Linked DNA regions of Homo sapiens: region 1 is linked to region 2. A link is an interaction called in ENCODE POLR2A ChIA-PET data of the cell type or tissue named here. Cell type or tissue: GM12878. All regions are shown on one strand.

What was found. ChIA-PET counts read pairs that join two places held together with the same protein. Peaks named below come from ENCODE experiments on the same cell type or tissue, not always from the same donor. Only the 100,000 strongest peaks of a DNase experiment are listed, where the experiment ranks them.
Region 1: POLR2A ChIA-PET joins it to region 2 with 6 read pairs; 3 of 35 experiments call an interaction of 5 or more read pairs at or near these places.

The regions. Positions count from the first base shown.
Region 1 is chr6:149,053,940-149,057,939 of GRCh38, forward strand. All of the region lies in intron 7 of UST (uronyl 2-sulfotransferase), which reads left to right. Among named protein-coding and RNA genes, the nearest start is that of UST-AS2, 23 kb to the left of the region's middle. RefSeq lists an enhancer at 476-595. In GM12878, no CTCF peak of the experiment used is centred here; DNase peaks (open chromatin) are centred at 1,032 and 1,822; H3K4me3 peaks cover 1,226 bases; H3K27ac peaks cover 2,737 bases.
Region 2 is chr6:149,470,170-149,474,169 of GRCh38, forward strand. The region is part of intron 2 of ZC3H12D (zinc finger CCCH-type containing 12D); the gene reads right to left. Among named protein-coding and RNA genes, the nearest start is that of ZC3H12D, 13 kb to the right of the region's middle. RefSeq lists a silencer at 3,038-3,223. In GM12878, no CTCF peak of the experiment used is centred here; a DNase peak (open chromatin) is centred at 1,824; H3K4me3 peaks cover 1,551 bases; H3K27ac peaks cover 3,298 bases.

The DNA of each region.
Region 1 (4,000 bases), 420 kb before region 2:
AATGGCTGTCATGAGCTTGGCAGGGTGGGAATAATGGCTCTCCTGCCACCATCTGTCACCCCTGTCCAAGACACCAGCACAATTTGAGAGCAGCTGTGGTTCCCTACCCTATTCTCACCCCATCCCCCCATGCCCAGCAGCTCCCTCCCTGGGACTTTGGACCTCGTGGGAAAAAAATGGAGAAGGAGGGAAAGAAAAGTACTTGAGGGTTTTGTAAATGTTCAGAAAGGGAGGGGGGTGCGGTAGAATTAAATCTACCCAAAGAAGAGCCAAAGAGCTTTCACTTGCTTTCCCTTCTAGCCAACCAGTAACCAGTAGGCCTTCATTTTATTGTCACATGTAAAACTCAAGAAGTGATGAGTAAGTAGCATTCAATTAGAATTTAATCTTTTTTGGTAGAAATGGTGTAAAAGTTTTCAATGAGGATATGCTGATTCCTGGTTGCATGTTCCACAGCCTTTGATGTTCAACCACATCATCTTGCACTTATAGCTAAAAGGTGTCAGACACCTAACATTGTCTTAGCAATCTTCTGTGGTTCCAGATACTGTGTGCATCTTACAGGCTGGAGTTGGGGGACACCGATGCTTAATGGGAAAACTAATGACTTTATACAGATCTTATAAAACTCTGCTATTGTCGGGGGGCAGGCATTTAGTAGATTAAGTTTGTAATCTAAGAGAGGAAACTGGGCAGGAAAGACAAGAGTGAGGTGAAGCACCACCGTGGACCAGAAAAAGGCTTGAAATTAGAAGCCTTTGGCAAAAGTGTGAAACTTTGCCACTTTACATTGTTCAGTGGGTCAGAAATTGTCAAAGATTTTCTTTTTTCTCCAAAGAGAAATGACGAGGAAGGAGAGACATTTTTTATTTGTTCTGGGTGTTTGTTTATTGTTTGTTTTGGACAAGGTCTCACTCTGTTGCCCAGACTGGAGTACAGTGGTGCAGTCACAGCTCACTGCAGCCTAGACCTCCCCGGCTCAAGCAATCTGAAAGAGAGACATTTCAAAATTGAACCTAAGACTCATGGTTTATCGCATGAGAACCCACAGCTCTCACAGAAACTCAAGAAATGTCTTAGTGAGGGGACTCAATCCTTTACACTTCGAGCTGAAAGGACGGCAGTCAGCCCAGCCAGGAGGTTACCTCAGCATAGACCAAGTAAATAAATCATTTGGTAGAAGCCATTTGAGAGTAAAGGTTACTAGAAAGTCATAAATCAACCAGCAAGTCGATGTATGGTTTTGCTAGAATGTAGGAGCAATTAGAAATTTTTAGAAATATTTCTTTAACTGTGCGTGACTTGAGGAAGAGGACTATGACCTAACTAACCAGTTACTATTATTATATCAAAATGAGATTTTAAAAAATACAGTATGGATTTAATGCCGGTTCACTTATTCAGTTTTATGCAGTTAAGTTGTTGTTTTTAGAACATTATGAAATTTCATTTCATGCCCCAATAAAACTAAACTAAAATGGAATGGGTTACAGCTTTTCCATTTGTTGACTTTTCTCTTTCAAACATCTTTGATTTTCCATTCATTGAACACACTTTTTAAGAATGCTTTGAATGTCATTCAAGTTACCCGTTTCTCCTGTCCCCTCCCCCACCTGTCTCTAATGCAGTTTCCAAAGTGAACCAATCCTAACGGAACCTAATGATACCTTTGAGCACGTTTCTTAGTAACACTAGCACCTCTTTCTTACCTGCTTCTAATTCACATAATGGCCTTTCTAGCATTGGCTGATTGTTTCTTTTTCATTTCCCCTTTATCACTCCCACCCATGTCTTATCAAAGGGGAAGGCTGGTGGTTAATGGTCAGTGCATTGCACCACAATTTCATGCTTGTGCTGCATCAAAAGTCTAACCTGACAATCAGTCCCTTCTCTTCCATCTGACATCAGAAGCTTCTGCAGTTTCTCACAGCCATTGGCCATGAAAGTTCAGCTCAAGAAGTCATCGCAACTACCTTCATTTATAGCCTGTTGTTGACCTAAAACCTAATGCATGTCAGTGCTCTTCTCTGTTTCTTCTCTCATGTCAGAAAAATTAAAATGTTTTAATTTTTTTCCCAGGCTGCATTTGCAAGTTTTAATATGTCTATAACATTTTTATAGTATATCAGTATCCATATCAAACATTTAACTCTGTTACTCTGCTTTTCTTTTCTTTTCTTTTTTTTTTTTTTTTTTTTTTTTTTGAAATGGGGTCTCGCTATGTCGCTGCAGTGCGGTGGCGTTAGCTCACTGCAACCTCTGCCTCCCGGGTTCAAGCGACTCTCAGCCTCCTGAGTGGCTGGGATTACAGGCATGCACCACCATGCCCAGCTAATTTTTGCATTTTTAGTGGACACGAGGTTTTGCCATGTTGGCCAAGCTGGTCTCAAATTCCTGACCTCAAGTGATCCACCACCTTGGCCTCTCAAAGTGCTGGGATTACAGGCCTAAGCCACCGCACCCGGCCTACCCCTGCTTTTCAAAGTCATAGCCATGATACCCAGGGATTTTTCCCTCACATGGTCCTGGTGTCTACTGACATTAGCTTATCAATTTCAAACTTTCCTTAAGCAAAACAAATGGGCCTCCTATACAAATGGGAAGGTTGCAGTTTCATCTCATTTTTTCTTAGAGTTTTGCCTGGTTAAAGCAATTTGGATGTTTTTAGATATTCACACTGTCTTATTTAGTGTGCAGTTGCAAATCTGATTTTTAACAGGGAGAGAAGGAAGAGGTAGGGCTGTTAATTTGCATTCCCCTAAGACTGAGTACTACCAGTGGGCTACAGGTTGCCCAGATAAAGTACATTTAATTTTAAAGTAACATTGCAAACTCTCCCAGTAGAATTGACAGCATCCTTGGAACTTCATTTCACACTTTCCTGACTTGGGAATGGTTATTTTGAGTAGCACCTCCTATTAACCTAACTTCTTAATGCCTGGACAGAAGGTTAAATATCTCACTTATCTACATGTTCGGCCTCCATGAACAGCTGCTTCATTCACAGCCCTTCAAGGGTTTATCAAAATTTCCCCATGTTTAACATTCCAGAGAGAACATCCAGGTTGTTGGCTCTTGAGACTCACCATTGGTTCACTCACTGAGGCTGATGATTGTGACTAATATAATCTTAAAACAAAAAATGCAATAGGATACATTCTGTTAAAGAAAATGCATTTTGAATTAACTATAAAAATACAAAGTTCTGTGATAGCCCTATCTGAGTACCCAGTTCATAGAATCCAAAAATGAGAAAAGATTTCGTCTCCGTGATTGTAGTCATCATGTGGTGTAATTTGCTAAGAATTTCAAGTGCACTAAATGTTTTACGAGCAACCATACTCCCATATTAAGGGCACTGCTGTACTCCTTTACATTCTCAGAGTCAGGAGATGCAGGATTTTCAAAAGGCCCTGTGCATTTTGAAACTTTAGCAAGGTAGGTGATAGATTGATTTCATGTAACAATAAAATAAATGTCTTAAAGTTTCAGGATCTCTGACAATAGAAGATAAGTGGTATCTTAGAGTTGGCAGAATTGAAGACCTTATCAGCTATAAGAAGAAAAGTTACTGCTCAATATCTGAAGCTGCCATTGACCTTAGGGAAACAAGCAAAAAGGCACATGATCGCTTATGAACAAGGATGTGCATCTGATATTATTGAGTCATAGAAACAGAAAACCCAATCATCTAACAGTAGCAGATGGTTATATGACCTTTAAGGCATCTATAAAATGGAGCATATAAAAACACATTGCAAAATGTAATTGGTAATAATTAAAGATATAGGAGAAATGGTCATGGTTAGTTAAATTTTAAAGATGATAAAACTAAATAAACAATATAGCACAGATGTGTTTTACAATGAATAGGCATAAATAAGAAAAAGACTAGAAGGAAATGTACTACTACAGTAATAACTGTGGCTTGATTAAAAGTTATTTTATATTCTTGTTTTCCTAAGTTTCCTAAAAACTTTACTATGTATTTGCATATGTG
Region 2 (4,000 bases):
CCAACATGGTGAAACCCAGTGTCTACTAAAAATACAAAAAATTAGCCAGGCATATTGGCACACACCTGTAGTCCCAGCTACTCGGGAGGCTGAGTCAGGAGAATTGCTTGAACCCAGGAGGTAGAGGTTGCAGCGAGCCAAGATCTCACCACTTCACTCCAGCCTGGGCAACACAGTGAGACTGTCTCAAAACAAACAAACAAAAAACTACAAAAATTAGCCAGGTGTAGTGGCAGGCACCCGTAATCCCAGCTACTCAGGAGACTGAGGCAGGAGAATCAACTGAACCCGGGAAGTGGAGGTTGCAGAGAGCCGAGATTGGACCAATGCACTCTAGCCTGGCAAAAGAGCAAGACTCCGTCTGAAGAAAAAAAAAATAAAAATAAAATGTATATATTTATTTCAAGCATATGTAAAATAACCACCTTGAATCCTCACCCATTAGAGATGAAAAGGCCTTTTAAGGTTTAGTCCAACATCCTAATTGTGTAAATAGGGCTCAAGCCAGGTGACCTACCTAAGGTCACACAGCTGGATGGCTGAAAAGGGACAGCTGTACAGTCCAATCTACAGCCACTTGCCACACCTGGCTATTCACATTTAAGTTAAAATTAATTGAAAAAATAAAATATAGAAGCCAGTTCCTTGGTTGCACTGGCCACATTTCAAGTGCTCGAACGTCACACGTGGCAAGTGGCTCTGTGGGGACAGGGCAGGGGTGGGCCTTGCCCTCACTGCGGGGAGTTGTGTTGGGCAGCCCTGGCCTAGCGGTCCTGTACTTCTGACTTCCCTGGTTTCCTTTATGGGGTACAGCAAGAGGTCCAGCAAAACTGGGGGCAGCCATAGGTCTGTTTACCAGGTCCCCATCTTCCACTCTCCCCACATCATCACTTGGAGTTCTCATTACGTTGACCCACCTCTTACAAAATGAGGAATGATGCCAGTAGTCCTGCTTAGGAGAGCCCATTTCTGTAAAAAGCACTGGGCCAGTGGCCCACTCTGTCAACCTCCAGAGAGCAGCAGCCAGGTCTTCTGGGTTCAGCCAAGCACGACCAATGGCATTGGGCTAAACATTCTAAAGCACTGGGGAAAGAAGCCCACAGAAACTTCTACCTATTGTGTCATGGCTAGGAAGCACAGGTGGGGGTCAGGGTCTGATTCCAGCCAGTGTTGACCATAGTCAAGCCTGTCAAGTCCTTTCCTGTGTAACTGAGAGGGTCAGAACAAGAACTGATGGCCCACTCTCACATTCTCTGTGCTAACAGGGGACACATGGCCTAGTGCCTCCTGAAAGGCAGAGGAAAAATAAATCCCTGGCCACAAAGCATAGAATTATCTGTAATGTCTCATTCTATGTCAGTGGGTTATCATATTTTTGGGGATGACAGACCCTTTAAGTGTCTATTGAAAGCTGTGACTCTTTCCCCCAGAGAAACACATATATGTACACAGACATGCCACATTGTGTATATCATTTCAGGCCATTGCTGGCTTTGAAGATAGAAGGGGCCATGAGCTGAGGAACACAGTCTCTAGAAGCTGGAAAAAATAAAAAAGACTCTTCTCTAGAACTTCCAGAAGGACACTTCCAGGGGACAGAGCCACAGCCAGGAACAGGCACACTGAAGAACATTCCTGCCAACAGGAGCCACACTTCTCATCCGCTCAAGGTGGAAAGAACAGGTGTCCCACTCAGTCTTTAAGCCCCTCCCCACCACCGCAAGGCCAGACAGTGCATGAAGCAGTACTGCCTTCAAAAACAGAAAATGGCAATGTCTGCAATACTACAAAACCTCAGTGAAAGGGAATTTTCAGAAACCATGTTTCTGAGGTTAATTGAATTTTGAGGTCAACAGATAACAATGAGACACCACTTTGGGTTTCAATCACCCATTGCCTGTGAAGGGTCAGCACCCACCTGAACCTTTCACAACTAAGGATATGGCAGACCCGGAGGGACATGAGTCCTGTTAAAAGTCCCATTGGAGGACACAACAGATGTCACTGCAGAAGGGGCAGAGGATGGGGTGGAACCTCACACTCCACTCTCCCCAGAGCTTGCCTTTAAAAGGAACAAATTAAGTCCTGTGATCAGGTGGCGGTTGTGCTATTTGTCTCTTTTCCCTAACTACTGGGATCCAGGGAAGAGGGAGGGGATGTGTGTGTGTAGACACATTGTGTGTGTGTGTCCATATATGACACACACAGAGCACAGGTACATGTGTTCTGGTTAACTCAGGTGTTTTGGAGGTAGCCAGTGTGTGAGAACATTTATGCTCTGACACATTCTTCGTAGTGAGTCTGAGTAAGGGTTTCGATGTATAACCCGCACAGATTGAACATGAGAAAATTAATCTGATTGCAATCATGAGAGGTGGGGGGCAGAGGTGGGGGATCAATGGATGTACCCACGACACATTATGGTCATGTGCAAACAGAGGATGTGGCTTAAGTTTGACTCCAAGCAGCAACAGAGACTCCCATAAAAACAAAACCCTCCACCACCCCAAAGAGAATCTCTTTGGGGACTGGGCATGTTTTTTGTTGCCCCTGAAATAGTCTTTTTACCCTACAGCCACTCTGCTGTTTTGATTTGGAATCACAGAACTCATACAACCTTAGGGCTGGGAAGGTCTTTGATTTAAGCATTCAAAGCCTTCCTTCTATGGAAGCCCAGGGAAAGAGGTTCCTTGCTCAGATCATATAGAGGCCAGGCCCCTCTCACAACCCCTTCTAGTCTTTCTAGGACCCTCAGAACCTACTGGATTCTTAAAAATCCTTTTAGCTTCCCAGAGATCTTAAATTGAGCAGAATTTCATAGGTTTACCTATCTGGTGCCTATACATGACATGGGTGACAATGTGACAGAGACCCCATGGGCCAGCCCCTAAGTCCCAGGAGAAAGAGAGGGCTCCATCACCTGCTGATGGCATCAATGCCAGGGAGACTTAGCTGGTTAAAAGTGAAAAAAAAAAAAAAACTCAAAGTACACACCGCAAAAAGTGCAGGGACAGCCCCTGAGGCTGGACCATCTGGGCTGAACCATTGCAAACCTCGGTCCTGCAACACCAAATCCAAAGTGAGCCCAAATCCCCAGGGGAAACTCTCGGAGGCTCTGTTGACACATTCGGTGCCGCGGAGAATTGCTTTTCTGGATTCCCACCTATGGTGGGAGTAACTCAGCTTTTGAAAAGGGAAGCACATATATTTACAGCTGGGAGTGAACCATTTCCTATGGCTCTGCCCTTTGCACGGTTGTAACAAAGCCAAGCGGTAGAATAATCCACTTGTTTGGGCAACGCCCCACTTCGCCCAGCAGGGTGTTGGGGGAGGCTGCAGAGATTCCGTCACAGGGGAGCTTAGCCAAGACAGGCAGATAACAACTCGGGCGTGAGGCTGGCATTCCCAAAACCCACAAAGATGCCAACACACAAATGTTCACACAGCCGCATCTGCAGCTCAGGGGGCCACAAACAAATCTCTCAAACTTAAGGTAGCCGCAACACCGCCTCCCCAGCAACCCCAGCAGAGGGCTTCCAGCGCACTTCAAAGCACACCTTCCCCTCTGATGCTCATAACCTTGAGAGAGTAGAAGAGATATTTGTGGGCCTCTTTCACAGAAGAGGAAATGAGTCCTGCAGCTTTTCCAGAGTCTCGCAGCCGGTTAGGGACAGACTCCCAACAAGAAGCCACATCTGCCAACACTTGACCCAGGGCGCCTCCCTCATTACCACACCTTCCCCAAAAGAAGGCTCTTCCTCTGGGTTATGATCATAACAGCTACACTTGTTGATCACTTACTCTGTGTCAGGCACTATCCTAGGCATTTTGTGCACAAAAACCCTCTACAGAGATTTTATCCCAACCGTACAGATGGGAAAAATGAGCTCAGAGGGGTTAAGTGACTTGCTTAATGCCACACAGTTACTAAGAGATGGTACAGGGATTCAAAGCCTGATCCGTTGGCCCCAAAGCTCTTTGGACCAAACCACAAGGAAGA